2 separate regions of the Homo sapiens genome follow, and region 1 is linked to region 2. Evidence: chromatin loops called from intact Hi-C (ENCODE). Cell type or tissue: Caco-2. All regions are shown on one strand. Links, peaks and the distances in the headings refer to the core of each region. The heading gives the core; the rest is flanking DNA.

Evidence for each region. Peaks named below come from ENCODE experiments on the same cell type or tissue, not always from the same donor. Only the 100,000 strongest peaks of a DNase experiment are listed, where the experiment ranks them.
Region 1: a loop joins it to region 2, with 6 times the contacts of the local background. A loop is called at or near these places in 3 of 110 quality-filtered maps.

What each region holds. Positions count from the first base shown.
Region 1 is chr10:52,586,004-52,602,527 of GRCh38, forward strand. All of the region lies in intron 1 of LOC105378305 (a long non-coding RNA gene), which reads right to left. Among named protein-coding and RNA genes, the nearest start is that of LNCAROD, 120 kb to the left of the region's middle. In Caco-2, for the core only: a CTCF peak has its summit at 9,374 (motif pointing left); a DNase peak (open chromatin) is centred at 9,504.
Region 2 is chr10:52,298,336-52,314,859 of GRCh38, forward strand. It overlaps PRKG1-AS1 (PRKG1 antisense RNA 1), which reads right to left and starts at 15,793. Exons shown (of 6, transcript NR_038277.1): 1 at 15,299-15,793; 2 at 15,063-15,150; 3 at 11,065-11,202; 4 at 2,926-3,065; 5 at 2,178-2,503. PRKG1 (protein kinase cGMP-dependent 1) reads left to right here. Exons shown (of 18, transcript NM_006258.4): 18 at 1-15. It overlaps DKK1 (dickkopf Wnt signaling pathway inhibitor 1), which reads left to right and starts at 15,946. Exons shown (of 4, transcript NM_012242.4): 1 at 15,946-16,342. The coding sequence starts at 16,100. In Caco-2, for the core only: a CTCF peak has its summit at 10,033 (motif pointing right); a DNase peak (open chromatin) is centred at 10,096; H3K4me3 peaks cover 760 bases.

The DNA.
Region 1 (16,524 bases), core at 5,384-13,383, 290 kb after region 2:
GTTACTATAACTCTGTAGTATAATTTGAAGTCAGGTAATGTGATTCCTCTAGTTTTGTTCTACATAGCTTTGGCTATTCTGGGTCTTTTGTGCTTTCATGGAAATTTTAGGTTTTTTAAAAACAATTCTGTGAATAACATCATGGTATTTTGATAGGGATTGCATTGAATCCATATATTGCTTTGGGTAGTACAGACATTTAAACAATATTGATTCTTCTAATCCGCGATTATGGAGTATCTCTCCATTTTGTGTGTGTGTGTGTCCTCTTTAATTTCTTGCATCAATGTTTTATAATTTTTATTGGAGAGATCTTTCACTTTTTTGGTTAATTTCTAGGTATTTTATTTAATTTTTAGCTATTATAAATGGGATTACATTCTTAATTCATTTTTCAGGTTGCTTGTTTGGCATGTAAAAATGCTACTGATTTTTGTATGTTGACTTTGTATCCTGCAACTTTACAGAATTTGTTAACCAGTTATACTGTCTTTATTTGTGTGGAGTCTTCAGGTTTTTCCAAATATAAGATAACATAATCTATAAACAAGGATAATTTGTCTTCTTCTGTTCTAATTTGCATGTCCTTTATTTCTTGTCTGATTGCTCAAGCTAGGACTTCCAGTGCTATATTGAATAACAGTGGTAGAAGTAACCATCCTTGTTGTGTTACAGATCTTAGAGACAAAACTTTCAGCTTTTCCCCATTCAGTATGATATTAGCTATGGGTCTGTCACATATGGCTTTTATTATGTTGAAGTATGTTCCTTCTGTACCAGTTTTTTAAGGGTTTTTATCATGAAGAGATGTTGAATCTTACCAAATGCTTTGCAGCATCAGTTGAGATTATCATATGGTTTTCATCCTTCATTATGTTGATAGGATGTATCACATTGATTGATTTGTGTATGTCAAACCATCCTTGCATTCCTGGAATAAATCCCACTTGGTCATGATGAATGATCTTTTAAATGTAGTATTGAATTCAGTTTGCTAGTATTTTGGTGAAGATTTTTTCATAATTATTAATTGGTGGTATTAGCTTGTAGTTTTCTTTTTGTATGTGTCTTTGTCTGGTTTTAGTATCACGGTTATACTGACCGCATAGAATTTGGAAGTATTCCCTCCTCTTTGTTTTTGAATAGTTTGAACAGAATTAGTATTGATTCTTCTTTAAACATTTGGCTTCAGCAGTGGAGCCATCTGTCCTGGGTTTTTCTTTGCTGAGAGACTTTTTACTATGGCTTCAATCTCATTACTTGCTATTGGTCTAGTCAGGTCTTGGGTTTCTTTATGGTTCAATGTTGAGAGGTTGTGTGCATCTAGGAATTTATTCATTTCTTCTAGGTTTTCCATTTTATTGGCATATTGTTCCTCATACTAGCCACTAATATTGCTTTACATTTCTGCAGTATCAGTTGTAATATCTCCTTTTCACCTTTAATTTTATTTATTTAGGTATTCTCTCTTTTTTTCTTAGTCTGGCTAAAAATTTGTCAGTTTTGTTTATCTTTTCCAAAAAACCAACTTTTCATGTTGTTGATCTTTTGTATTTTCTTCTGTTTCAATTCCATTAATTTCTTCTCTAATCTTTATTATTTCTTTTTTTTCCTACTAATTTCGGGTTTAGTTTGTTCTTGCATTTCTAGTTCTTTAAGATGCATTGTTAGGTTATTTATTTTCTTCTTTTTTGATGTCATTATAAACTTATAGCTATAAACTTCCCTCTTAGTACTGCTTTTTCTGTATACCATAGGTTTTGGTATGTTTTGTTTCCATTATTATTGGTTTCAAGAAGTGTTTCAATTTTCTCCTTAATTTTTTCATTGGCCTACTGGTCATTCAGGAGCATATTGTTTAATTTTCATGTGTTTGTATAGTTTCCAAAATTCCTCTTGTTATTGCTTTCTAGTTTTATTTCATTGTGGTCAGAGAAGATGTTTGATATTATTTCAGTATTTTTGAATATTTTAAGATTTGTTTTGTGACCCAACATGTGGTCTATCCTTAAGAATGATGCATGTGCTGAGGAAAAGAATGTGTATTCTACAGCTGTTGAATGAAATGTTCTGTAAATATCTATTAGGTACATTTCGTCTATACTGCAGTTTAAGTCTGATGTTTCTTTTTTGATTTTCTGTCTGGAACATCTGTCCAATGCCAAAAGTGGAGTGTTAAATTCTCCAGCTATGATTGTATTCAGGACTATCTTTCTCTTTAGCTCTAGTAATATTTGTTTTATATATCTGGGTGCTCCAGTATTAGGTGCATATGTATTTACAATTATATCGTCTTGCTGAATTGACTTCTTTATCATTACATAATGACCTTCCTTGTCTCTTCTTTCAGGTTTGTATTTAAATCTATTTTGTCTGATATAAGTATAATTATCCTTGCTCTTTTTTTGGTTTTCATTGGCATAGCATATCTTTTTCCATCCCTTTATTTTCAGTCTATCCACGGATCTTTATAGGTGAAGTGTGTTTCTTATAGACAACAGATCATTGGGTCTTGTTTCCTATCCATTCTGCCACTCTATGTCTTTTGATTGGAGAGTTTTGTTCATTTACATTCAATATTATTATTGATAAGTAAGGACTTATTCCTGCTATTTTGTTATTTGCTTTCTGGTTGTTTTGTGTTCTTCTCTTTCTATTTTCTTTTCTTCCTGCCTTAGTTTTAGTGAAGGTGATTTTCTCTGGTGGTATGATTTAATTTCTTGCTTTTTACTTTTTGTGTATCTATTGTATGTTTTATGATTTCAGGTTACCATGAGGCTTACAAATACTATCTCATAACCCATGATTTTTAAGCTGATACAACTTAATGCTGCTTATATAAGCAAACAAGGAAAAAGAAAATTAATTTAAAAAATCTACACTCTAACTTTGTTTCCCCACTTTTTAACTTTTTATTGTTTCTACTTTATCTTATTGTACTGTCTATGTCTTGAAAAGTTGTTGTAGCTATTATTTTTGTTTGGTTCATCTTTGAGTCTTTCTACTTAAGATAACAGTAGTTTGCACACTACAGTTACAGTGTTATAATATTCTGTGTTTTTCTGTGTACTTACTATTGACAGTGAGTTTTGTACCTTCAGATGATGTCTTGTTTTTCCTTAGTGTCTTTTTATTTCTGATTGAAGTACTCCCTTTAGCATTTCTTGTAGGACAGGTCTGGTGTTGATGAAATCCCTCAGCTTTTTTGTGTCTGGGAAAGTCTCTATTTCTCCTTCATGTTTGAAGGATATTTTCACTGGATATACTATGCTAGGGTAAAAATGTTTTTCTTTCAGCACTTTATGGCATTCTACTCTCTCATGGCCTGTGAAGTTTCCCCTTAAAAGTCTGCTGCCAGACTTATTAGAGCTCCAGTATATGTTATTTGTTTGTTTTCTCTTGTTGTTTTTAGGATCCTTTCTTTATCCTCAACCTTTGGGAGTTTATTAAATGCCTTGAGACATGTTTCTTTGGGTTAAATCTGCGTTGTGTTCTATAATCTTCTTGTACTTGGCTATTGATATCTTTCTTTAGATTTGGGAAATTCTCTTTTATTATCCCATTGGGTATGCTTCCTACTCTATCTCTTTCTCTACTTCTGATTTAAGGCCAACAACCCTTAGATTTGCCCTTTTGAAGTGATTTTCTAGATCCTGTAGGTATATTACATTGATTTCAATTCTTTTTGTTTTGTCTCCTCTGTGTATTTTTAAATAGCCTGTCTTCAAGCTCACAAATTCTTTCTTCTGCTTGATCATTCTGCCACATTTTCTGTATGTAAATTGCATTTTTCAACACCAGAATTTCTACTGGATTGTTTTTAATTATTTTATTATCATTGTTAAATTTATCTGATAGGATTCTGAATTTCTTATCTATGTTACCTTGAACGTCTTTGAGTTTCCTCAAAACACCTATTTTGAATTCTCTGTCTGAAAGGTCATATATCTCTGTGTCTCCGGGATTGGTCCCTGGTGCCTTATTTAGTTTGTTTGGTGAAGTCATGTTTTCCCAAATGGTCTTGATGCTTGTTGATGTTTGTCAGTGTCTGGGGATTGAAGAGTTAGGTATTTATTGTAGACTTTATAGTCTGGGCTTGTTTGTACCTGCCCTTCTTAGGAAGGCTTCCCAAATATTCAAAAGGACTTGAGTGTTGTGATCTAAGCCATATCTGCATTAGGGGACACCCCAAGTCCAGTAATGTTGTGGTTCTTACAGACTCATAGAGGTACTGCCTTGGTAGTCTTGGATAAGATCTGGAAGAATTCTCTGGATTAACAAGTAGAGACTCTGATTCTCTTGCCTTACTTTCTTCCAATCAAAGGGAGCCTCTGGGGCTGGGGGTGGGGTGGCACAGGCACTTCTGTGGCCACCACCGCTGGAAATGCTTTGGGTTAGACCTAAAGCCAGCACAACACTGGGCCTTACCCAAGTCCCAGTGTAATTACTGCCTGGCTACCACTTCTGTTCGCTCAAAACCCTAGAGCTCTATAATCAGCAGATGGCCAAGTCAGTCAGTCTTCTGTTCATCCCTTCAGGGCAGCAAGATTTCCCCAGGTCCCAAGTAGGTCCAGAGATGCTGTCTGGGATCTAACTGGAGTCAAAAACCTTAGAAGTCTACTTGGTGTTCTATTCTGCTTTGGCAGAGTTGGCCCTCAAACCAAAAAACACAGTCCTTCTCACTCTTCCCTTCCCTTTCTTCAAGCAGAAGAGCCTCACCCCTTGGCCACCACCACCACAGGCCCATAGCAAGTACTGCCAGGCTACCACTGATAGTCACTTAAGGCCCAGGGGCTCTTCAATCAGCTTGTGGTGAATGCTGCCAGGCCTGGGACTCACCCTTCAGGGCAGTGGGCTCCCCTCTGGCTCAGGGCAGGTCTAGAAATAATGTCCAAGAGCCAAGGCCTGGAATCAGAGACTCCAAGATTGTGCTTGGCACTCTACCCAACTGTGGTCAAGCTGATTCCTAAGGTGCAAGGCAAAGTCCCCTTTAGTTTTCCCTCTGCTTTTCTCAAGCAGGAGTCTTACTGATATAGGAGTTAAGAGGAAACTACTTAGGCAGATAGTGAAGGTATGGGAGTCCTCAGTAAGGTTATCCTTTTTAATGAAGAGCAGCCCCCAAATCATTTTCTAATAAAGAGTAGCCTGTAAAACCAAGCTGCAGACATAGACAAGCAAGCTGGAAGCTTGCACGGGCGAATGCCAGCAGGAAAAAGCTACCTAGGACTTGACATGTTCAAAATGGTGACTCCATCTTCCCTTCCCTTTGCCAGTCACTTGTAGGAACAGACCAGATGGTGCCAGCCAAATAGTCCATTTGCATAATAAGATTAGGATGGGATGACTAGCCTTTCCCTTGTGCTATGTAAACATCACACCTGGTTGAACCAATCTGTGAGCCCTACATAAATCAGACGCCACCTCCCCAAGCCTGCCTATAAAATCTGCTGCAGTCACAGCTCTTCTCTTTTCAGATGCCTCTCTCCCAAAAGAGAGAGACCTGCTCTCCTCTCTCCTTTCTTCTCCCTATTAAGCTTTCTGCTCCCTAACACACTGTGTGTGTGTGTCCGTGTCGTTAATCTTCTCAGCACAAGATGACAAACCCTAGGTACTTACTCCAGACAATGATGCCACTTCATTACCATAGCCACCATAGTTGTGAATGTGCTGGGTCTCACCTGATGCCCAAATGTCTCGGAATCTCACCAAGACCCATGGCGTGCTACCTGTGTATCACTGCTGGTTATTCAGGGCCAAATGGCTCTTTAGTCAGCAGGTGATGGATACTGCCAAGACTGGGTCCTTTCCTTCAAGGAGGTGGTTTCCCTTCTGGCTCAGGGTGTATCTAGGAATGTTGTTCAGGAGCTAGGGCCTGGAATGGGGGCCTCACAACTCTGACCGGTGCCCTATCCTACTGTGACTGAGCTACTATACAAGATGAAAGACAAAAGTCCTCTGTACTCTTCCCTCTCCTCTCCTCAAGCAGAATGAAGGGGTTTCTTTTGGAGACTCATGCTGTGTTTCCTGGGGTTGGGGGAGGGGAGGTGCAAGCACTGCCTTAGCTGGCCTGGCCAGTGCCTTAGTAAGTCGAGTGCCCCCAAATTCCACTGGTTCAGAGCCCAGCTCAGAACTAGGGCTTGTAGTCTTTGTGGCCTAGATTGCCTTTCAATCTGGGGCCTGAGAACACTTCAGCCCATGGTGGTGAGGCTTGTGAGAAGCCGGAACTCAAGTTTCAACTTCTGGGTTGGGCAATTCCACTATGGCTCAGGCTGGTCTGAATGCTCCCTTGGTGGGCGGGCATCAGCGAAGTTCAGCCGGGTTTTGCTTTCTGCTCTGACAGGGCAGCACGAAGTTCAATGCAAAGTCTCACAATCGCTGAGCTAACCCTCTGCCAAAGGGCACAGATTTCTCTGCACCATGGGGCCACTGTGGAAAAGAGTGTGTGAGGAAAGAGGCGGGACAGGTGGCTTCAGCATTTCAAGATGGCCTCCTACTCTATTCATTGCCTCTTTCAGCAATATGAAATTAAAGCCAGGTACTGTGAGTACTCACCTGATTTGTAATTCTTATGAAGGTGTTTTTGATGTAGATAGTTGTCAAATTTAGTGTTCCTGTAGGGGCGACTATCAGCGATGACTTCTATTCCACCATTTTACTCTGCCCCTTTCCACCATGACTTCTATATGCATTAGTAAACTAAGAATTTTGTGTGACTCACTTTATTGAGATATTTTTATTATAGGGGTGGTCTGGAACCAAACCCACAATATCTCCAAGATATGCCTGTATATCCAGTGTAGTCAAGCTTACTATCATTATACTGCCCTGATTCTTTTTCTCATGTATTTTTCCCTCTTAGAGTCTTTTGCTGATTACTTTTGCCACCCCTGTGCTGGGTCCAGTACTTAAACGTGGACCAGGTACTGTGTAGCATTGCTGTGATAAGGTTCGGGTATGCAAAAAGATTTCTAAAGTTTAGGTCATAAATAGGAATAATCTTTTAAAAAAAGTCAGCAACATAATTTTTTGTTTTATATGAAATATAAAATCTTGCCCTTTGAGCCCTTTGGCTAGAGTCTTAGAAATAAGAAGTCACACCTGATACGGTGGAGACCTCATTTTCTGGCCCCCCATAATCCATTCACTTTTCTTTTGGTGATCACGTATCCCAATCTCTTTGATGAACCACCCTTCTTCTCTGAGGACAGGTGGTTTGAGTGAGACTGACACCAGTCAAGAATTTGGAGGTGGAGCACATGATCCTGGCCTATATCAATCGGTTTGTATTTTATTTGTATTTTTCCAGTGATTGGCATTTTGCCTGGTATGTACAAGGAATTCAACATAGATGTGTTGATTTTAGGTAGAGAGGAAGATGCATGTTCTGTACTAATAATATTCTGGTTAAAAAAGGAAAAAAATACATAAAGGAAAATAAATCAGCAAGATTAGCTTATTAAGAATGGATATAGGAAGTGTAATCACAAGACACTTTTACTTGTGCAATCATGAGTCCTGTTTATCTTACACTTGTTGACTTGGAGGCAAGTCTTTTTTAGTAAGCAACTCTTTCTTTCTCTTTTCATATCAGTGAGTCTAACCTTTTTTCTGCCTATTTTTCTACCAGTATGCCATTTCCTAACACTGAAACATCTCTCACTTTTCCTATGCTAAGCAGCATCTGTTCCTACCTTCTATGAGCCTCTGGCACACACTTCGTTGTGCCTTCTCAAAGGTCGGCTGTGGGGCATACACTAGGAAAACGCTGCTCCATTTAACTGGACCCTTATAAGGAGTAAACTCAAGTATTTGTGTGGTTATGGCAGTCACAATTAGCAGATAAGTAAGTCATCAGTTGGCTCATGTATTATTTAGGGCAGGTCTGAGTGCACAATTGAGAGTCTGTTCAGGTGAAACAAATGAACTATCATGTCGCCCTGCCTAAAATGTGAATTACTAACACCCAGTAAAATGGGTGACCTTGCAAATACTGATGCAATTAGGAAAATGTGCTTCTCCTTCCTGTAGGATTAAATGAACTCTGAGAATAAAAATTTTGTCCTTTGGAAATTGAAATGTGTGTGTGTGTGTTCCCAGGTACACTCCAACAGCTATCCACTGACCATAATACAATTAAACAGATGACTTCAAGAGGAGCAAACTGGAATAGCCTTTTCACAATCAGAGTGTTCTGTGGGATATGAGGTGCCAAGCAACACCTTGGGTGTCCTGCTGGAGGTCTAGGGTACTATGTCAAGCAGACAACTTAGTCTTGGGGAAGTATTCTATGAGGATAGTGAGCCTGAAGTAAGACCAGCATCTGTGAGCTTGTGTTTGTATTCCCTAAGGGTGGTAACTCTCAGAGAAGAGGTTAGAGGAAGGAGGGCTTTCTAGAAAGTTCAAACCTGAGTTCAGAAAAGAAGCTCAAGAGCAATGGATGCTCCTGAAGAGAATATCCTGACTGAAGAATCCCTAATTTCATGGTTTTTTTTATATTAGACTTTGGGAATATTTAGAGATTTTTCTTTAATTTTCTGTCATGGACACTCTAAATCCCTTCAGATGACCAAACCCATTAGGAAACTCTGATATACTTCAACGGCGTTGTGCGATATTGCTATGGTGACTGAAGAAATGGAATAGAAAAGGGGAGGATGTCTTCGGGGAGGAGATACATTATTTTTGAAGGGATTGTGTCTTGGAATTTCAGGTAATACCAAAAACAGATTAAGGAGATGGCAGAGCTGAGAGAAGTCAGAGTGGTGTATCATGTGGTAGAGCAAGTAGTGGTGGACAATACAACTTGCGAGAGAGATATTTCAACGCCTTTTCACTCCTTTCCAATCTAGAGGTTGTTGATACTCAAAAGGGAGGTGGGAAGAGAGCAAGGTGAATTACGCATAGATGGAGAAAACTAATGAAGTAAAAAAAAAAACCCTAATATTTCTTAATGCTAATAACTTTACATACATCATTATATTTAATCCTATACTCTGTGACATCATATCTCGATTTATTATGTGGTTGCATCTGGAAGACATGAAAAATGAAACAGGTAAATTGAATGGCTTGTCTCAAGTTCCACAATTAGAAAAAAATCTGAGCAAGGAGAGAAAAACCCAGGTCCATTTGATTCAAGTCCATATTCTTTTTTTAACATGTGTGATTATGATTTAGATTACTAAGAGATTTATAAATTATATTTGTAATTATAATTATATTTTATTTTTTGAGAGTTATACAGTTATAAATCTTATATTTGTAATTATATTTTATATTTTTAAGAGTGTCTTACACAGCTATAAATCTTGCATAAGTAATAATGGGACTTGTTAGTCAGATCTTTTACAGAAATAGGTTAATATTTATACAACTTAAAAAATAAATCAAAATTAATTTGATTTTCAAATTATTTACTCCCTCTACTGGTGACTTTTTGAAGTGATATAAGTGCAATAGATACGTAGAATGTGACCTCCCATAAGTATCTTTCTGCGCACGTGTGTATGTGTGTGTGTGTGTGTGTGTGTGTGTGTGTGAGAGAGAGAGAGAGAGAGAGAGAGACGGAGAGAGAGAGAGAGAGAGACAGAGAAATACATATGACTTATAAATATTTCTGGTGAAATGAATTAGGATGTAAAAATTCATCTTCCAGTGGGTAACTTGATGCCCCAGAAACTTTTACAAAAGGTAAAAGTTTTCCTGTGGCTTACTATGTTCACAATATAAGAATAATGTGTTTCTTTGATCTGTGCTGAATATTCTTTAGCAAAATCATAAAGGCCTTTTGTGAATGTAATTCTGTTTCATGCTAATACAAACACATAGATACAAGTTTTATAATCTTCTCTTTCATATTTCAACCTATGAACTGGGAATATTAGTGTAAGTTGGCAAGATACTCTTTCCATTTCCAATTTTGTAAGCATTTTAAATACAAATTGTAGAGAGATCTTATTAACACTTGTAGACTTTGCTTTCAGCCATGACAGACAGACAAGGACGTAGAGAAGAGGGCTAAAGCAATAAATTCTTTTTTTTTTTTTGCCTTTTGCAAACATTAATAATGTAAAGTTATGTAGAGCATTTCAGTTTAGCACCCATGTGCTGAATGACAGAATGGTAGTAATCTGTGTAGAAACTGTGACTTTGACTTTCACCAGATTTTTCATTTTTCCTTAGAAAAGTTTCAATTCTATAGTGAATTCAATTGTGATGCCTTTTGGCTATTTTAGATTTTGGAAACAAGCAGAGATTAGAATTCTTCCCAGTGAATCATAGTAAATGTTATAACCAAATAACAAAGTAGGAAATACAAATAGTTGCTATGGATAATTCAGGAAGTAGTTTTGCAAGATTATTAAAAGCTTAGATTTGAGTCAGGTAAACATGATTTGAATCCTGGATGGCCATCCATTAACTATTTATTTTACTTTTGGCAAGTTAATTAATTATATAGGTTTTAAGATGTTGAAATAATCTGATATATCTAAGTCCAGACTAGTAATTGGTGGACAGTAGTGCCCAATTACTATTCTCAATTATTACTAAAGAGAAATATAAATTTCATTAGTAAAGTAAATAAAGTTGAATAAAAATAACCATGATGTATATGATTTCACAAATTACAAAGTTTTGATTTTTAAAAAATGATGCTGGCAAGGGTGTAATAGATAGGTATCCCTACATATGAGGTATATGGTTCTTCTAAAAAGCAACATAAGAAAGAAAAATATCTTTTTCTTTGGTCTAACTACTATACTTGTAGTAATCTTTAAAAGATTAAAACCCGAGGCAGCCAAATATTTATAAAAGAGGATATTTGCAAAATGATTTACATTACAGAAATGTTGGCCAGGTGCGGTGGCTCACACCTATAATCCCAGCACTTTGGGAGGCCGAGGTGGGTAGATCACGAGGTCAGGAGATCGAGACCATCCTGGCTAACATGGTGAAACCCCCATCTCTACTGAAAATGCAAAAAATTAGCTGGGTGTGGTGGCGGGCACCTGTAGTCCCAGCTACTCAGGAGGCTGAGGCAGGAGAATGGTGTGAACCCAGAAGGCAGAGCTTTCAGTGAGCCGAGAGCCCGCCACTGCACTCCAGCCTGGGTGACAGAGTGAGACTTCGTCTCAACAACAACAACAACAAAAAAAAAAGAAATGTTGGACACAGCCTAAATATCTAATAAGAGAAGCATGTTAAATAAAATGTTGATATAACAGTAAAATGAGATAGTACACCGACATTACAATGATATTTGTGAAGATACTTTTAATGTGGTAGTTATAAGTGCATAGATACTTTTAAGGTGGTAGTTATAAGTGCATTAAATAGTACTTGGTCTGTGTGGACCAGATGGGTTGGAACATGTATCCCAAGTCTAAGCCTATCAGAAAAAAATGTTCCCTTGTCTTAAAGATTGTTTTAGGGGCGTGCACCAGATCTAAACATCTCTCATTAGAGTGTACCATTGATATTTTTCTAGAAATATTGGAAAAAATATTTTCTTTTATAAGAGCTTTGGAAAACAATATCTCTCTTTGAATACAGTGGTAAGAGGGTGTAAAGTCTGGAACTGATTCTAGTGGTTTGAGTTCCATACCATAAGGGAAGCTAATATGAGGAAAAGCCAAGTAAAGAAAGTAAATCTGAGAGAAGTGAAAGTAAATAAAACCAGAGCCCAGACGAACTTTTGGTGTGTGCTTGAATCTACTTCTCCTGCTGGATTTTTCAGTTCTATGGCCAATAATATCCTGGATTTTTTTCAGCCAGTTTGAATTGGGTTTACTGACCCTTGAAATATAATAAATTCTAAATGATATACACATGCTATAATACTAAGTCAGGAAGAAATGTGACTTGAAATGATAATATGCAATGTGTTCTCAATTGTGGAAAATACTTATTCACAGAAAACTCTAAAAATGTATAAAAATATTCCTACTTAATGACCATTATTTATTTTTTATTTTTTTACCCATTTTTCAAGTTTCACATTGGGTACCCATTACTTTCATTATCTAAAATATAATATTTATTTTTTCGATCCATATCTTAGGAGGCAAACTGGGCAAGTCATTTGGAATAATACATGAAGATTTGTTTTCAGCTACCAAGGCAATAAAATGCTCCTCTTGAAATAGCAAAAAAAAAAAAAAAACCTTTTGTAATTCATAAAAATCTTGGGGAATATTTATCTCAGTGAGTTAATCTAGCCTGTCTTCCATGCAAACCAGGAATAGGGAAGTTGTTCAGTTGCAGAATGAAATTGATAAATTATCTGTGGTATAATAAGGTACTCTTCAATTTCTACATCTTTATGGAGGATTACATGCAGCTAAGACAGAAACTTGTTCCCTGCCCCTGGAAAAGATGGGCATTGTCTCTTTCCTGGGGTTACTCAGCTTTAAAAAGTTAATTTTAATTGAAATTTTCACATGGTTTTAATAACAGGAAAATAGCCACTATTATAAATTAATAATAGTGATAATGTCACTATCATCAACTGTTTTTAGATTCAGTAATGGTTCCTTTGTACAGTAAAATGCAATAGGCTGATTTCTGATTAATGCATGGTTATCAAACTCAAATATTATTTTAAAAGTGAGCAACAGTAACAATTCTTCAAAATAAAATTGTAATAAAGAGTGTTGCCACAATGTCAAAATCCCACTGCCATAAACACCCACTATTTATCCAAGTGTTTCTGTGGCTTTGGCTGTTACATTAATTTCAGTATTGGTAGGCACTATAGAATTGTTCTCTCATCAAAGCAATGAGTGGAAAAGTACAATTATATATTCTCCAAGTCCTTATTTTTAGCGGATGCCACTTTTCTATTAGATTTGGGAGTGATATACCAAAGTGATAGTATTTGAAATATTTTTCTTACTTCTATGGCAGTATAATATATACATAGATAACCAGAAAATCTGCCTCATCACAAATATAATGTTTTATATGATGATTTGCAGAACAAAACTCCACTTTTCTTGAAGTTATATGCCCTATGTTTGAAGGGTTCCATCAGACAGAACACTTTATTTGATTAGACCTTGAATGATTTACACATTTACACAGGATTAGTGAGACAGACATGCTCCTTTGAAATTGTGCACTCAGACATAGCTGGGCTCATCAGCCTGTGCATTCCAACTGGCCAAGTCCTGCGAGTCCTCACGCTAAGCCCATTCCTGGTTCTGAATCAAAGGTTAATATTTGGAGTAGCTTATCAATATGTATAATCAATAATGATATTATGACACATCAGCTATTACACATTCTGGTATCCTTCAAAACTTTTCTACAGAAAAACTAAATTTAAAATACTGAAAAACAAATAACAAAACAACATTAAAAAATAAAGGTTAGATTTTGAAACAATAGCAATAAATTTTTATTAAGTTCTTATTTATCTGTATATGATAGGAATTGTTTTTATGTCTATACCTTTCCCTCAGATTTTAAGAGATTTCATTTTAAAGAATTTCGTATTGAAAAATAGCCTTAAAGAAAGACGCTCAGTTGATTACAAAAGCATATAACCAAAAGTCACTAAAGAAAATCCCAAAGCAGCCTGCTCAAGTAAGTATAGTCCCTCAGTCTGTAATGAGTGTGTGAAGAGTGATTTAAGTCTGCTTTCTCGATGTGAGATAATGAGATGGAAAATGTGAATGGTCTGCCAATATACTGCTCAGGCACACATGGAAGGGGGTCCTAGGCCTTCTAAAGTCTAGTTCAAGCTCCCAAACACGAAACCACAAAGAGTTAATGATAATTGAGATCATATGCTTCTTATCAAAGCTTCCTTAAAAAAAAAAAAAAAGCAGCTTAAGGGAAAATTCGTAAATATGTGTCTTAACCACAGTCTACCAATCCCCTTCCGCATTGGAGCCTTTAGCTAATTTGTTGACTTAATTACCCAAGGCACAGGAAGGTTAAACAGAGTGATAATCTGATTTTCTCTGATTGCTGATCACTGCAGAAAGTGGTCCGTGGGAAGCAAAAATAAACCTAGAACCTTAGGCTATGTAAAATGGAGAAGTGAGGCAATTATCCAGATAATTCAGGCAAAGTTGACTGTTTACAGTAATCAAATTATCTGGATAAGTACATAACCTACTGTCTGTCTACAGGAACAATGGCTTTAATCATATCATCTGGTCTGATTAAATAAGTTATTCTTTCTATCTGTATTTAGTGTAAATTATTTCAATTTAATAGTCAAATTCATACATAAAAACCTATTATAATACCCTATAAAAATATCATCCCAAATGGTGGGGATATTAATAATATTTTGTCCAAGTAAAGAATGAGTGCTTCTCTTTAAATAATTAGAAAACATGAGACCACAGAAAGAAAAAAAAAATGTGGGAAAAACAAATTTACTGTGGTGAGATTAATGCAAAGTCCTGTATGAAAAGTGAGGTAAGAAAAGTTGAAATTATCATGGTAAATGGAAGTTTATTCCATACCACATCACTAGAAAATTTACATGCTGAAGCTCTCTGATTGTCAAGAGGCACCAAAATAAAATCTTTCAATAGAAGATTCAGTTAACTCATTTTCTTCTCACTTTTAATACTTCGTTGTTTTAGACATTTTAGAAAATACAGAAAATTATAAAGAAAACCAAAATCACAGTCCAGAGAACACCACTCTTAATGTTAATTGCATCTGTTTTTCTGGACTTTTAAATAATTTTATATGATGGTATTTGAGCTTCTGGATCAAATCAGGAATAATTTTTCAATTATGTCCATCAGTTTTGAAAATGGAATTGTAATATATATGCTGTTTTGAAGATGCAGTTTCCATTGGGCAATATCTCAGTGTCTTCTTATATCAGTAAATATGTAGACATGGCATCGTTTTTAATACACTTATCTGAATATGACACAGACATAAGCCCTACTTTTGGGCATTTAGGTTATTTCTAATTTTATTATAAACAGCTAAGTGTTGGATATTCTCACACATGCATGTTTACATACTCACCTGATTTAATTTTTTCCTAGCTTAGATTTCTAGAAATGGTATTACTAAGTCAAAGAAAATGAACCTTTTATGGTCTTTAGTATATATATTGGTCAACTGAATGCTATACATTTTTTATAACTTTTTTTTTTTTTTTTTTTTTTTTTTTTGAGATGGAGTCTCGCTCTGTCACCCAGGCTGGAGTGCAGTGGCGGGATCTCGGTTCACCGAAAGCTCCGCCTCCCGGGTTCACGCCATTTTCCTGCCTCAGCCTCCTGAATAGCTGGGACTACAGGCACTCGCCACCACGCCCGGCTAATTTTTTGTATTTTTCAGTAGAGACGGGGTTTCACCGTGTTAGCCAGGATGGTCTCAATTTCCTGACCTCGTGATCCGCCCGCCTCGGCCTCCCAAAGTGCTGAGATTACAGGCATGATCCGCCGCACCCAGCACATTTTACAACTTTTAAGTGTCACAAGCTGGGTACAAGAGCTTGTACCTGGTTCCTCACAGCATGTCATCACTAAATAACATCTTAATTTAAAATCAATTAACATCTTATTTTAAAATTTAAAAATATTTTTGGTTCAGCAATTTGATATGTAAAAAAGGCAAATTTCTTGCTCTTTGCATTTTATGTAAAATGAATATATTTTCATAATTTATTTTCCATTTGTTTTTTATAGTTTCTCTTTTATGAGTCACCTATTTGGATATTTGAATTTTTTATCTTTTGGGATAGTTTTTCATGTTTTAAAAAATAATTTTACCTTCATGTTCTTTTCAATTTCTAAGAGTTCATTTTCATAGTAAGAATATAAAACCTCTGTCTATGGCGATCTTGCAATAATTTTCTCAGTTTTTCAGTTGCCTTATTATATTTTAATTTTTTTTTAGTTTAGAAGCTTCTCAAATTTATGTAATTAAACTTACAATCTTTTTCTCTATTGTTTCTTCCTTTTAATCATTGCCTATAAAGTCTTTCATTTCCAGAATAAGCTATGTGTATACCCATGTGTTTTTTAAGTGCCAGCACATTTTATTATTATTTTAAAATTTAGATCTTTAATCCTTTTGGAAGAAAAATTCATCACCAATAAAATAAATTTATAGTTTATCTTAATAAAATAAAATATTAGGGCATTTGACTTTATTAGTTGTGATTATCCTATCCTGGGTCTTCAAAAGTTGGTGATTTGATACATTAAGATTGGCACCCGGGCCGGGCGCGGTGGCTTACGCCTGTAATCCCAGCACTTTGGGAGGCCTAGGCGGGCGGATCACGAGGTAGAAGATCGAGACCGTCCTGGCTAACACGGTGAAACCCTGTCTCTACTAAAATACAAAAAATTAGCCGGGCGTGGTGGCTGGCGCCTGTAGTCCCAGCTACTCGGGAGGCTGAGGCAGGAGAATGGCATGAACCCGGGAGGCGGAGCTTACAGTGAGCGGAGATCGCGCCACTGCACTCCAGCCTGGGCAACAGAGCAAGACTCCGTCTCAAAAAAAAAAAAAAAAAAAAAAAAGATTGGCACCCGAGGCACA
Region 2 (16,524 bases), core at 5,283-13,282:
ATAATTACTTTTGAACTTAGTTGATGTTTAATTCCAGACAAGATTCCAAGAATAGAATTGGTATATCATACTAGATGAAATACCAGGTAGTGCTGTTGTAGAATGTCACTATAACAAAGTAGGAAATACCTATAATCCAAGCATCCCTCATGAAATAATATACTATATTATAATCTAATATAAAACTAATCCAACAAATTGGTTTTAAAGAATTCATAGGAATAATGTTGGGCCATCCAGTGTGAAAAGCAAAGTGAATATAGATATTCACACAAACTCAGAAATTAGCAGATTTCTGAGCATGACCACCACACAGTCCTTTTTTGGGCTATCCCTAGTCAAACTCTGTACTAGGCAAAACAATCAAAGGGACAATTCTTGTATATTACTACATCCTAGGAGGAAATGATTTCATATGAAAAGCAACTTCATGAGTCTTTGTCCAAGGATTTTTCACCTGATTCCTTGGCTTCATCATATGCACAAAGAAGAAACATTTGGGGAACAATATGATTACAACAAATTCAACTCTCCAAAGCCTAGTTAAACATATTCTTTCTACATCCCTTTGTCCTTCTCTGCAGTAAATGATGCACACATGAAAACTGGCTGCAGCATGAAGATTCTCTCAATTACATTGTTTTTGTCTTTTTGACCTCACATTGCCAGTGACAGTGAGTTGAAAACCCTTGTTTGATGAAAACTAGAAATTCAGTTAACTTTTTCAGATAAAGTCAATAAAACCACTTGAAAAAATACTATGTCACGATTGCACATCCAGTAATTTCATTTCTTCTGCAAATAGAACTGTAATATAAGCTTTTAACATCCATCCTTTAAGTTATATGATTTTTCATACCCTTAATCTAAGAGTGTTCTTCTTGATCATGAAAGGGTTTTGTTTTTGTACTAATTGCACAGTTTTGGGAGGAGCACGCAGATCAACACAATCATTAGAAGGATAGGGAGGAGGAGACGTCAGTGATGGTGATGATGTTGCATCTACATCACTCACATCTTGTGCATACTAATTTCAGTGGGAATAAATCAGTGTGCAATTTTTCAAGAATGACAATAGGAATCAATTCTAAATTTGAAAGAAATGGATTGATTGTGTGATCATCCAAATGATACCCAAGTGTAAATATTACAATGTTACGCCTGCAGACCTACCTTTAGATTCTTAGTTATAGCCCTGTGTGTCATGCTCATAATACAGGCCACCACATTAATGTTTCTTTTGTGTGGGTGGGTTGTGTTTGAGACAGGGCCTCACTCTGTCACCCAGGCTGGAATGCAATGGCACAATCTCAGCTAACTGCAGCCTTGACTTTGTGGGCTCAAGGGACCCTCCTGCCTTGACCTACCAAGTATCTATGACTACAGGTGCACATCACCATGCCCAGTTAATTTCACACTAACTTTTTTTTTTTTTATTGAGAGTCATATTGAGAGCTTTCTTCTGTGTCCCCAGACTTCTCCTTTCTAACTCAAAAAGTCCTATAAATTGATAAAACAGTAATATTTATCTCTGGCAGCTGTTTTTTATCCAAGGTGAGTCTATGGAACAAAAGACAAATCTATCTATCTACCTACATGCCCATTAGCAAAGCCAAACAGGTTAAGCCTCAAACTTGTGCAAAAAAAAATTATAGAAAGAAAAAAAAAAAGGAAAACAAGGTATCTCTAACAACCCAAAAGTCTGGCCACAGATTTTATAAAAATTCATGGACAAGCTCTAGACATAGGATCTAAGCCAGTGTTTTTCAAACATTACTGTCATAAGATGTATCTGGGAAATAATATAAAAACATAGGTTTCTAGGATAATCCAAAGTTATTTTGAGGTATAACCCAGGAATCTGAATTTTTAACCAGCCCATTAGTGTATTTTGATACATCTCTATGAGGTAGAAGCAGGAGAAAAGGATCCATGGAGAAACATTTCAGGAATGGTGGGGTAAATGAGGTAAACAGAAAAAAATAACTCTGTAAAGAATCATGGACATCCAAAGCCTATAAATGCTCTCAGAAATGTTAAATGGCATTTATATTCCACCCATAGAAGTGTTCTTTCAATTAACATATTAAAATGGGCTATGAATAATAAGCTACTTTTTGTTAAGGAATAGACCCATGTCTTGATTTGCAAAGCCAAAAATGTATATGTATACCCACCTCTGGTATCTGGTACATCAGTGCAGGATACTAGGAGTTAATTTGCAGGAGGACTCTTAGTCCTCTGGGGAGAAATGATACTGGTGACCTGAGCGCTGGCTCAGCTGGATTTTGGCCACAGTTCATCAATGTCTGATTTCCCTCCCTGGGGCACTTTTCTGTGCCATGTAAGTCAGGTTTGGCTTTTTGACTTGCTTTGGCGGTTGAAAGGTGAGCCTTGTCACTGCTGCAAACAGAAGCTTTAAGAGCCAGTTCTTGCTTCATTACATTCTCCTTTACCTGTGATGTTGTGATCAGCATTTCCTCAACAGTGGCTGCCCTGTCAGCTTCAGAAGCAGAGTAAGGACAGTGATGAGAAGGAGTGGAGCCCCTCACCAACTCCCAAAGGCTTTACAGTGGAATATATTGTTGTTTTGAACCACTAAGATTTTGGCTTTGTCTATTTCAACAGGATTTCGCCCATTCCGACTGATACAACTGTCACATTCAAAAGAAAGGTGAGGCCTGCCCTAGCCTCTGCAAGGTGATTTATCACTGTAGAAAATAACAGGCAGAAAATAACAGAATAAATCTTTAGACCCTGAGTCACAGGCAGTAAAAACTGCAGTGAAGACTTGAATTCACCCAAATGCCCAATCTTCTGGCAGAAACTACCTCAAACTTGACATAGCAAAGATACATTTTAAGAGAGTAATGGAAGGAAACATTTTAAGAGTCCAGACCATCTAAGGTTGGTGCAATGATTTACCTGGGCAATTTGCATGAAGACTTTCAAATTCAGAAGCACTGGTACTAAAGCATGAGAAGCAAAGAGGCCAGTAGAAATTATGTTAGACATGGAATCGGGGGATTTGTAATTCCTAGGAAGAACATGATTCTTCAAGGTTCCTGGAAAGAAGTGAGAGTGGAGAGATTTTACAATAAAAGCAAGTTGGAATAGGAACAACATACCATCTTAACCATAATTCTAAATGTCTTCTGTGTAACCCTTTGCTAATTACATGTGCCACAAATTACTATGTAAATGGAAGTGAATTACTTAGGGCCTTGGTTTCCTGACCCATAAGAAGATTATTAGAGTTATTTTTGGTAATAAAACTCTCTGCTTTTAAGTTCCTTCACTTACAACCTCCCTGCCAGGGCTGGCAAACTGTGATGCACCATCTAAATTTGTCTCACAGCCTGTTTTTGTAAATAAAGTTTTATTGGAACAAACATATTGTCTGAAGCTGCTTTCATGTTACAACAACACTTGAGTAGTAAGCTAGAGGCTGCATGGCAGGTAAAGCCTAAAATATTTACTATCTGGGCCTTTCCAGAAAAGGTTGCCAATCTCTGATCACAAAGGAAAGGCTTGCAATGAGCTGATGATTTTCAAGTTCAGTTCTCCATAGAGCTTCAGAACATTGAAGTAATGTCTCAGAGTCTACCGGGATGGAATAGGGAGAGGAGTACCTGGATTAACAAAAGGGGACATGCAGGGAGTAAGCTCCACAGGCTCCAGATTTCTAATTCTGATTCAGCCAGAAAGGTTACAATATTATTTGTTTTACATATCAGTTTAACATATTCTAATGTTAAACCACCCATATGTATTTATGTATATATATGTGTGCATATCGTATATATGTATATACACATATATATGTATACACATGTATATATACACATATATGTATACACATGTATATATACACATACATGTATACACATGTATATACACACATATGTATACACATGTATACACACACATATGTATACACATGTATATACACACATATGTATACACATGTATATACACACATATGTATACACATGTATATACACACATATGTATACACATGTATATACACACATATGTATACACATGTATATACACACATGTACACATGCACATATACACACATGTACACATGTGTATATGCACATATGTACACATGCCTATATGCACATATGTACACATGCCTATATGCACATATGTACACATGCCTATATACACATATGTACACATGCATATATACACATATGTACACATGCATATATACACATATGTACACATGTATATATAGAAATATAATTTAATGTGTATTTAATATTCCATTGGTATATTTGCCACTCTATGCAGTACTATCAAACTGGCTCAGTTAACATGGTGTATAAATATTATTTATATCTTATGGGGTACCCCCACTGCCCTCCGTCCCTCCATCCCCCTAGCTTTTTGTCTTTAAAATTGTTTTGGCACACTAGAGTCCTTTTATTCTACATAAATATTAAAACCATATGGTCATGTTTCATGAAAACACCTTTTAGGATTTTGATTAGAATTATTTTTAGTTCATAGATTAATGGGAGAAATGACAACCTTATGATTTTAACTTTTTCCACTCGTGAGCATTATTTACAGTTTATAGAATGTCTTCAAAAGCATTTTTAATACAATTCATTTACATATTTGGTTGCTATTAAAATAACATTTTAACATATTATACTCTCGAATATTATAAAATAGTGGCACAGAGAAATTCAATTGATTTCTTCGTTTTTTTTGAACAGTCTCACTCTGTTGCCCAGGCTGGAGTGCAGCAGTGCTATCTCGCCTCACTGCAACCTCCGTCTCCTGGGTTCAAGCAATCCTCCTGCCTCAGCCTCCCAAGTAGCTGGGACTTACAGGTGTGCACCACCATGCCTGGCAAATTTTTGTATTTTTAGTAGAGACAGGGTTTCACCATGTTGGCCAGGCTGGTCTTAAACTCCTGAGCTCAAGTGATCCATCCACCTCAGCCTCCTAAAGTGCTGGAATTGCAGGCGTGAGCCACTGTGCCCTGCCAATTTCTTGCATAGTGCTCTTATGTCCACCATCCTTGCTGAAATTTTACTGATTAATGTCTATGTCTATTTTTTGGTTATTTATAAAGATAATATTGTCATCTCTGAATAACGAAATGTTGTATTTAACTCTTTATAGTTCCAATCAGTAATCTTTTTCTTGAAGTAATGGGCTGGCTAGGACTCCACGTAAATGTATAATAATAAAATTACAGTTGGCATCCTTGTCTCTTTTCTGATTTTAAATTTCATCATTAGATGTTTGATACAGGTTTTATACACATACACACGATCATATTAAGAGAGTTCTTAGTTGGTCAATCTTTTTAAAAAATCAAAATTCTGTTTCAGCATACATTAAGATGGGCATGTTACTTTCTTAATCCTTTTATTGTGGTCGACTTGGTGGAAGATGTATAACACATCTAATGTTAAGCCACCCATGCTTCCTTGGCATGAATTCAACTTTGTCATTACATGCATTTTGAATATATTGGTGTTTTTGATTTACCAATGTTATATTTTATTTATTTATGTATTTTAGAGACAGGGTCTCTCTGTCACACAGGCTGGAGTGCAGTGGTGCAATCCTAGCTTACTGCAGCCTCAAACTCCTGGGCTCAAGTGATCCTCGAGGTCGCCTCAGCCTTTTGAGTAGCTGGGACTATAGACACATATCACACACAGCTAGGTTGTTTATTTTTTATAGAAATTGGGTCTTGCTATATTTCACAGTCTGGTCTCAAGCTCCTGGCTTTGAATGATCCTCCCACCTTGGCCTCCAATATTATATTTTAGACTTTTCTGTCTATGATCTCAAGAGAGTAGCCTAAAAGTCCCCTTTCTTGAATTATCCTCATCTGTTTGTGTATAAAGGTTATACTAACCTACTTAGTTAGGTTAGTCTTCTCATCCAGAAAACAGAAATATATGGATATATACTCCACTTCATTACCAGGAACTGTAAATTTAAAAATTAAAATAAACCATTTTTATTCATGAGATTTGCAAATTAAAGTTTAAAAGTAGCAACATGTTGGTTAGAATGTAGAGCAATGTAAAATTTTCATATCTGCTGGTACAAATGGGAATTTTTACAAATTGGAAGAATAATTTTCCAATATTTAACAAAGTTGAAAATGTCTGTATCCTATAACTGAACACTTCTCTTCATTGGTATATTTCCTAGAAAAAAAGTTCATACACATTCACTAGGAGATATATATATATATATATATATATATATATATATATATATATCTCAGCATATCTTCAGAAGAATTTTGAAATAGTAAAAAATTTAGAAGTCAAACTGCCCATCACCTGGATAATAGACCATTAAATCTGGTGTATTCAAACAATAGAATATTATATGAAAGTGAATATAAATGCATTAGTTAAATTTAACATGGCTAAATTTCAGAAACAGCGCTAAATGAAAAAATTGCATAATACAGTGTGACAACATTTATATAATTTTTTAGGTGAGAAACTTTTATTTTGGGGGAAATGGCAGATTCAGTTATTTGAATCAACTCTCTTACTGAAAATTTAAAACGCTACTACATATGTATATGTATATGTATATGTATATGTATATGTATATGTATCTGTGGGTGTGTATGTTACATCCCTCTCTCTCTCTTAAAAATCTCAAAAAGTTGGCAACATACTAAGAAAAAGCCAAGTCAAAATCTAAGGGAACACGGGAACCATGAAAGTGGGCCACTGAAACTTTATTTGCTCTGAGAACATTTCTCGAGTCTGTTGAAGTAGAGCTTTGGTTTAATAGCCACCTGGGACAAGGGATATATATATAAAAGTCAATATTCAAGGACTACAATTTTTAAAAATTAAATGGCATAAACTTACAACTAAAGTACATTAAAATAATAGTATATAAATGTTACAAAAATTATATAAAATATATACTCAAAATATATACTCAAAACTTATTACTACCTAAATATATTACTTCATTGTACTATTGCATATCCTCTTGAAATTATTTATATCAATTGTATCTGTATGGGGCTCAGTGCAGTGTCTCATACCTGTAATCCCAGTGTTTTGGGAGGCTGAGACTGGAGGATCTCTTGAGGCTAGGAGTTCAAGGCCAGCTTAGGCAACATAGTGAGATGCTGTCTCTATTTAAAAAATCATTTTTAATTATCTGGGCCTGGTGGCGTGCATCTGTAGTTCTAGCTATGCTTATAATCCCAGTTCTTTGTGAGGCTGGGGCAGGTGGATCACTTGAGTCCAAGAGTTTGAGGTTGAAGTAAGCTATGGTTGCACCACTACACAGCAGCCTGGGCAACAGAGCAAGACTCTGGTAAAAAAAAAAAAAAAAAAAAATTGTACCTATATGGTGAAAGCACTGTATAATTGTGAGCACATCTTCTCATTTCCATGGTCAGTGGAGTCACAGTTTTCACTTGAAATTGTCTTTGATGATTAATTTTATATGTTAACTTGATTGGGTTCAGGGATACCCACATCACTGGTAAAACAGTATTCTTGGTTGTGTCTCTAAGGGTGTTTCCAGAAAAGATTTGCACTTGAATTATTAGATTGAGTAAAGAAGGCTTGTCCTCTCCAATATGAGCAGGCATCATCCAGTCCACTGGGGGCCTGAACAAAAAAGAAGAAGGAAGGGAAAAATCTCTCTCTTCTTGATCAGGGACTCCATCTTCTCCTACCCTTGCACATCAGAGCTCTTGGACCCGCAGAGTTCTTAATAGATTTTTTTTTTTTTTTTGAGATTGGAATTTGGTTCTTGTTGCCCAGGCTGGAGTGCAATGGTGTGGTCTTGGCTCACTGCAACCTCTGCCTCCCAGGTTCAAACAATTCTCCTGCCTCAGCCTTCTGAGTAGCTAGGATTACAGGCATGAGCCACCATGCCCAGCTAATTTTTTTGTATTTTTAGTAGAGACGGGGTTTCACCATGTTGGCCAGGCTGGTCTTGAACTCCTGACCTCAGGTGATCCACCCACCTCAGCCTCCCAAAGTGCTGGGATTACAGGCGTGAGCCACCACACCCGGCCTAGATTTTTTTTTTTTTTTTAAGAGATTGGATCTCACTCTCTCACTCAGGCTGGAATGCAGTGGTGCAAACAAGGCTCACTGCAGCCTTCACCTCCTGGGCTCAAGCAATCCTCCCACCTCAGCCTTGCAAGTAGCTGAGACTACAGATTACAGGTATGTGCCATCACATCCGGCTAATTTTTTATTTTTAGTAGAGATGGGGTCTCACTGTGTTGCCTAGGCTGGTTGTGAACTCCTGGGCCCGCCCATGCAATCCTCCTGATTCAGCCTCCCAAAGTGTGATTATCGGCATGAGCCACCATGCCTGGCCTCGATAGATCTTTTTTAAGGAAAAGAAAAGCACCTTTAATTGACTAATATTTGCCTTTCAGTGCCTATAAAAACAGGAAAAAAAATCTGTTTCTCTCCTATTCTTTACATACTTGTAAGAAAGTTCCAAAAAAAAAAAGTTCCACTTATTTACTTACTTATTTTTCTAATCTCAGCTGTGAATTAAACCCTAGCAAAGTAATTTTTCAAACAAGTTTAGGACTTTGCCTGCAAATCAGGAACTCTAAATACAAAGAAAACATGCATTTTAAACCTTTAGACTTCACAGCTCTAGCCACAGTTCCCTTCTAAAATTCTTAGTGTAAATGATACTAGTAAATGGTATTAGCAGGAAGGCGTAGAAGAATATGCCCCTAATAGAAAGCTAATTCACCACTCTACTCTGCCTCAGTGCTTCCATAGCTTCTAAGTAAGCTTGTGGCTCTGCTGAATTCACAAAGCTGTTGGTATCTGCAAAATGTTTTTCATTTCTTTTTCAAACTTAGAGCTTACTTTAAAGAATATGATTCTCGTGGTAAACAGAATCAGCTGGATTGCAGTAATATTATGAGAAGATGGAGATACTGATGGAGAAAATAGCACAATCAGGAAATGTAGACAAGTATAATGAATATACTAATGACATTTTGAGAGGTTTTGATAGAGGTCGATGTGCTTTTTAAAGTCATTATTATAAATATATTTTAGAATATCATCCTAAAATAATAGTATACAATTTTTTACTTAGCATCTAACTGATAGCTACAAAATGAGTACACAATTCATATTGAACTGAATGTTTAGAGATGGCATTTCTTACACATCTTCCATGATCTTTTCTTCTTTAAAAGAAATCTTTAAAAAAAATAGAACTTTTTTTTTTCTGCCAGAACTCTTCAAAAAACATCAGACAGAAGAACAAAATTGGGTCTAGTTTAAAATATTGGCTATCAATAAAATGCACAACTGCCATTAACATATATGTTAACAGTTGCATATACTATGCTAGGACCTGCACTTCCAATATGTTGTTTTATTAATTTTCCTGCTGTTCCTTTTCTCCTTGTGCATCATGTTGACTCAAATGAAGTGAAACTGTTAAATAGTACATTATAACTATTGTTTTGCATAAACTATTGAATGTTTTTATCTTCCTTTTGAAAATGTAAATCTGAGATTAATATTTTTATTATCCAAATTAATTAAAAAAGCATATTCTGTTATATTTTCATTCTCCCTGAATAGTTACATTGTTTGAGCTTTCTTAATATTTGTTTAGCCTAGCATTTCCCTATAACATTATATATTAACATACTAATCTGGAGACCCAGACATTTTTATCCAGCAATGCAATATAGAGCCTTTGAACTTCAACCAAACTAAAACATTTAATAAGAACCTAAGTTTCGCACCCCAGCTCCCTTTTATTTTTTAAGTATATGGTGGTGACAGTACCAGACCTTATTATTTTAATTCTACCATGTGTAGATTTAATTTTTCAACAAAACATTATGTGGAATATTAAGAAGGACAAAATATATTTGGCTTTAGAGAGTTTGCAGCATAGGGAGTTATGAAAATACACAAGTAATTGGACCTAGAAAATAAATATAACTACAGGATTAATACATACTTTTCCCTACTAAGAACTTCTACGGAAATTCCACCAGGAGGCAGCAGAAGAGCGGGTTTCTCCCACCTCCCCCCGGACGCCGGAGACACCGCGGAGCCTGATGTCCCTCAGAGCTTTAATCTTCCCCTCAGTCGCCTTTCCCCTCACCCGCCTCTAATTAAGTCAGAAAGGCCCTGTATTTATTTGCCCATGAACTGACACAGCAAACCAACAGCAGCCATTGTAGTGTGAATGGATTTGCGACCAGGCAAGGGGCTTCAGCCGGGATTACCCGCCCCGCAGCCGGATGAATGTGCTGAGCACAAAGTCTGCTCAAAGCCGAGCAAACGGACTATTTGTGAAAATGCCATCCTGGCTCAAGTCTGATTAAGACCGGGGGTCCCCAGGCCGTTTGATCTTCGCTCATCAAAGAGAGTCTTTAAACAAGCTTCATTTTACACTACTGTATGCTAGCGACGGGTTGTGACACCCAAGTGCAGCCACCGTGAGCACCCGGCACTGGGAGCGCGTGAACAATAATGGGGGATTCGCCGTGCTGCGCCGTGCAGGGCGCGGGGCCTGCGCGCTGGGAAACGCGCCCGCACTGGAGGCAGGGCCGTTGCGGAAGGACTCAGGCTTGGGAGCCCCTAGGTTGGCCAGCCAGGTAGTTCCCTGACGTGACTCCTGCCACGGACTCCTAGACTCCTCTGAAAATTATTTTACTTTTGTAACTTAAGGGTGATGAAGAATCCTTACACGAGTTAATTATACATCCCTCCTGCTCTTCCCCGCCAAAAGTTAATAGTTCTATTTAATAGCCTACATCTTCCACTCTTCAGCATTTCTAAGACTGGGTGTCAAGACTAAAGTGTTTTTAAGGTCCTACTTTCTACTTTTCACCTTAAGGTCCTTTACAATTCACCAGTTGGAGAACTGGTGATAGCTGAAAACATCAGCTTTAAATATTACAACCAATTTTGTGATGGGAAAACAACCTCCACACACACACACATACACACACACACACACACACTTTTTAAAAAGTCGCCTGGTCCAAGTAATTCACCTTATTTCCAGGCACTTAATACTTACATGCTAGTCTCTTCAAAATCGACATGCTCAGTATCAGTGTCAATGATTATTACTTGATCTTTAGGCTGCATAAAAGAACAGACTCCTTGCAGGATGTTCTTATTTAACCTGAGTACAAAAGGCCTTCTCTTGGCAGTGCTGAAAGAAAAAGAAAAGAAAGAGAGAGAGAAAGAAAGGGAGACTTTTGTAGTGAAAAGGAACCTCTCCATCTCCCCTGCATCCCATTTTATAAAGAAAAGCCAGTACCACACCAAGAGTTAAATGGCTTTCCCATATTTAGGAGCCAGATTATGGCTGACACCCTATACAGAGTACCATCCCTAGCCTCTTAACTCCTTGGCACGATGCCTTTCTTGGCCATACCCTGGGAGAAGATCTGTCTTATAAAGGAGGTAATAATAGGAACCCAGTGACATGGAAGAAAATTGTTTTTCTGTAGATGCGGAGACTGTGTCATGGGATCCTACATCTTGCTTTCTGCAGACACTGGCCTATCCTTAGGGTTGGAGATGTTAAATCCTTTGGGGACTCAAAGAGGACATTGCACTCCCTATACCCACCACCACAGACCTTTCTGAGTGTCAGGACCTCAGAAAGGATGCAGGCAGATATCTATCTGGTTAGGCACTATCTTCACTGGGTTTAGAGGCTGGAACCCAGCCTCTACTCTCAGATTAGCTTTTAATGTCTTACTCCAGTAAAACACATCTTCTGAGCTTGGTTAGAAAGCTACCACGGAGCCTGATTTATCTGGGCTGGCCATCTCCACCGCCCAAATAAATGTAATCACGGTCAAATCTTGCCCTCTGTTTGTACTGGGGAGTGCAGAAAATCCAGCTCTCAGGGGAGTCATAACATGGACCAGGTCTAAAAGTTCTTTTAACATCATGAAGAACATTAAGACCAAACTGTTTTAAAAGTCAATGAGAAAGTCATATCATTTTTTACAAAACATCAGGAATGAGGAATCCCTGCTATACTCAAGATTGACACTAACAAAAATGTTGGCAACACCCACCGTAAGGAATGATATGTATGCGGTATTTTCCTAGCAAAGTAAAATTATATGGCAACAAATCTGCTTCTTTTGATTTAATGAAGAGAAAGAAGGAAAGAAGGGAAGGAGGGAGAGAAAAAAGAAAAGAGGAAAGAAGGGAATTTAAAATACAGCAGTAGACTGGGCGCGGTGTCTCACTCCTGTAATCCCAGCACTTTGGGAGGCCAAGGTGGGAGGATCACTTGAGCCTAAGAGTTTAAGACCAGCTCTGGCTAGCAACATAGTGAGACCCTGTTTCTACAAAAAAATTAAAAATTAGCCAGGTGTGGTGGCATGCAGCTGTAGTCCCAGCTACTTGGGGGTGAGGTGGAAGAACCGCTTGAGCCTGGGAGGTCAAGGCTGCAGTTAACCACGATTGCACCACTGTGCTCCAGCCTGAGCGACAGAATGAGATCCTGTCTCAAAAAATATATAAAAATATATAAAATAAAAAAAATCAGCAGTCACAAATAATAGAGATGGAAAAATAGTTGGTGAATAGCATGGAGTGTTTTGGAGTATATTTGTCTGTCTCCCTCATGGATGAAAAGGTTGAGAAATATTCTATGCATGGCATCCAGCACTTAAAATATAAAGAAGACATGTGTTAGCATGCTGTTCCCGAGTTATGAGGTTCAATTCCACGCTGATAAGCATATTTCACCTATTCAAAAATATAATACAAAATATTAAATTTGTTACATTAATTATGATCATATTTATACCAGACTGAATAGGAGGCAGGGTTCCCTACAGGACTAAATAAACTCAGTTTAATAAACTAAATTCATCTACTCTGGCTCCCACCTCCTCTGTCACCCAGCTGTAAGAGAGACTCAGACAATCACCAGAACCCTCTCTCCTTCCTAAGACATGTTGGTCACAGTTCCTGCACATTTTTCTTGCTCTCCATGACCTAGTATCTGCCAAAATATAATCGATGTTGGAAAAATTTTTACCCCCAGCCCCATGTAAGTATGTTGTATTTCCCCAACTAGTCACAGACTGAAAGCTGAGGACAAGAAGCCTGCCTTTCATATTGTGAGATATGCTCCCAATAATGGATACTCACCGAATATTAACTGGCTGCTGATGGAACAATGAGTTTTACTATACCTCTTTATCTACCTTGCACTCTTGTTGCCAATGAACAAACCACATCCTGGAAAGGATTTTCAAATGGAGAAAAAGTACTGAAAAAATAAATTTCCTCATTTGGAACAAAGGTTTGATTTGCTATGTACTTAGCCCTCTCTGAGGACCACCCATGTAATTTCTCCCCTGAATAATTTGTGAGGTTACCTCTCCTCTGCCCACTAAATGATTTGAAGGTAGATTATATGTGAACTCATCTTTTATCACACAATATCATGTATAATGCTTAGCACAAAGTAGGAACTCAGATATTGACCAACTCATTATTAGTTTTAAACTCATGACAACTTCAGGAGCAATGTGAAAGCTGAGGAAGGAGGTAGAAGCTAGCCCATTCTTGAAACTCTATGCTTGGTTTAGCTCTCCTAGCTCAATACCACAGATTCTGTCCAGACTCAGTGAATATTGAAACATAATAGACAAATGATATGTGTTCAGAGATCAAGGTTGAATTTATGCAACAAGCTTCTTTGTTATAACAGAATTTTCCTTTTGTTGATTAAATTGTTCCACTTTCTCTTCTTTTGCCCCAGGCAATGGATTTTTTTTGTGAAGCCAAGCTTTTAATGAACCAAGTTCATTAAATGTATTAATCATATACTATCTCTTCAGAAAAAAAGGCAAGAGATTGGCCTTTAGTGTGGCACAAATATATTTCTAGATTCAAAATATTTAAACAGGTTAATAGGACTAAAAAGAAACATTTTCAACCTTCTGATTGGCAGGCGGATTTTTCTCTACGTTTCAAAGTCATTCAAACTTAACACAGCTTGCAGATTTCCTAGTACACTGAAGGTGCTTAACGCATTGATTCCTGACAGGATAATTTCCTGGACAGATGGAATTTGGGATGGGAAGGACACTAATATAACTAGGGTACCATTCAAGAATTGTTTAGATGATCTTCTTAATATTACCTTTGAAACTGAAGGAACTAGAACACAGACCATAGTAAATTGTGTTTTAATTACTCCTTCTCCCAGTAAACTTTAGGATTTTTTTACTTTAAGATTGTCACTGGCTTTACTTGGTGGTGGCCCCAGTTCTGACTATAGTAGGTCAGCATGTGGAGTCATTATAGACAGCCTAAATCTATACAGCTTAGAGGAAGACAAAATAAATATATCTTACTCTTTTTTAATTCAATAGTGATTATTCAATCATCTCTCCCTTTTCCAAACTCACAAAACAGTTGCTTATTTTCTGACACTTATAATATCAACCTGTTTTTAAAAGAATTATGTATGCTTTTATATTTATTGCTATAATTTTATTGTTACTACATCTTTTATTATTACTGTAATTAGAATAAAGAGAACTTTATTATTTAAAATGAGAGCTGTGTCTCATAAATATTTGTATTCACTGTGCCCCTCCCCCCACCACCCATCTCACCAAAAAATTTAAAAAATAAAAATAAGGTAACAACCCAGAGGGCAGCCCAATGCCAGGGCTCTAGGCTTCCAATAAGTTTTTGTTGAATTAAATAGATCATTTCCCATTTATAAGCATGACATCATTCTTATACACCAGCCTTACTTTATTATATCCACACACCAATTTCAATGACGTCAAATTCACTTTCTAATTCACTTTCAGCTCTTCTTCTCCTCAAGGTTGTTTCTTTTCTCCCTAGAAAGGGTATTGCGTGGTCCCGTGCAAGGTAAGACTTGGGAGCAAACCCTGCATTCGGAAGCGTTGCGATGTGATATACTAATGAGGAAGTCAGGCGCTAAGCCCTAAGGGTTTCTTATTTCTCCACATTAGCCCACCACTGAGAAGGGAGAACCGGGGAAAGGCGACTGACCTGGCACGTTGGACCCTGTCCGCTTTGGTCCCGGCCACTTTGATCTCACGCGTCTGCCTAATCAAGTTCATCTACCGCCGCGATTGCCCTGATTCAAAGAACAACATTAAATGGTTTGATTATCGGATGGTCATTTCCCTCTTCCCTCCACCCCTGATCTAATTTCTAAACGCCAGTCTCTCGCCTCCCTCTCTAAACTTCCCATCAAAAGAGAATTAGCTCTTCTTCCTTCTTACCCTCGTTTGATGTGCAAATTTCCTTCTCTTTGCACATTTTTCTCGCAGTGGCGGGGGGAGGTGGGGGAGGAGGGCAACTGAAGGACCTCAAAGCCGGGGATCTAACTCAGATCTGCAAACTGCGACTCTAAAGGGTTAATGAGCAACTTGCACCCGCCACCTGGCCCTCTCAGAGGCGTCTTGCTAGAGCCATTGAATTACAGACCGGTTTGTATTTAATACTGAATATGACTTGTGTGCACAGTCAGCGAGTATTGGCATAAAGGAGAGGGGCAAAAAGTGCTTTTGCAGAGCCTATCACCCCTCGGCTCTGTAAAGTATTTCAGATCCGGATAATTCAACCCTTACTGCCAGGCAAGGGCACCCAAGTTCCCAGAGTTCCTGCTGCCGCCTGCATTTATTAAAGTCGTCTGCTATAACGCTCGCTGGTAGCCTTCACCCCGAAGGTGAGCCGGGCCAGCCGAGCGACTAAGCAAGGGAGGGGCGGGGTGAAGAGTGTCAAAGGCCCCCCTTCATGTACACAAACACACCCCCTCCCAGCCCCTCCCAGCGCTTTGAAATCCCATCCCGGCTTTGTTGTCTCCCTCCCAAGGGGCCGGAATGCTCCGGGCCCGCGGTATAAAGGCAGCCGCGGTGGCGGTGGCGGCGCAGAGCTCTGTGCTCCCTGCAGTCAGGACTCTGGGACCGCAGGGGGCTCCCGGACCCTGACTCTGCAGCCGAACCGGCACGGTTTCGTGGGGACCCAGGCTTGCAAAGTGACGGTCATTTTCTCTTTCTTTCTCCCTCTTGAGTCCTTCTGAGATGATGGCTCTGGGCGCAGCGGGAGCTACCCGGGTCTTTGTCGCGATGGTAGCGGCGGCTCTCGGCGGCCACCCTCTGCTGGGAGTGAGCGCCACCTTGAACTCGGTTCTCAATTCCAACGCTATCAAGAACCTGCCCCCACCGCTGGGCGGCGCTGCGGGGCACCCAGGCTCTGCAGTCAGCGCCGCGCCGGGAATCCTGTACCCGGGCGGGAATAAGTACCAGACCATTGACAACTACCAGGTGAGAGGGGTCGGGCACTCAGAGGATGCTCTGACCTTGAAAGGGTCCTATCTGGAGACGAGGGAGTAGAACGTGCTGAATGTGTGCGGTTCAGGGAGCATTTGGTAACCCTGCATTTGGGAGCAGTGGGCAGTAACAGGTTTTGGAGAGGTGGACAGATAAGGACTGTGATCAGCGCCCGG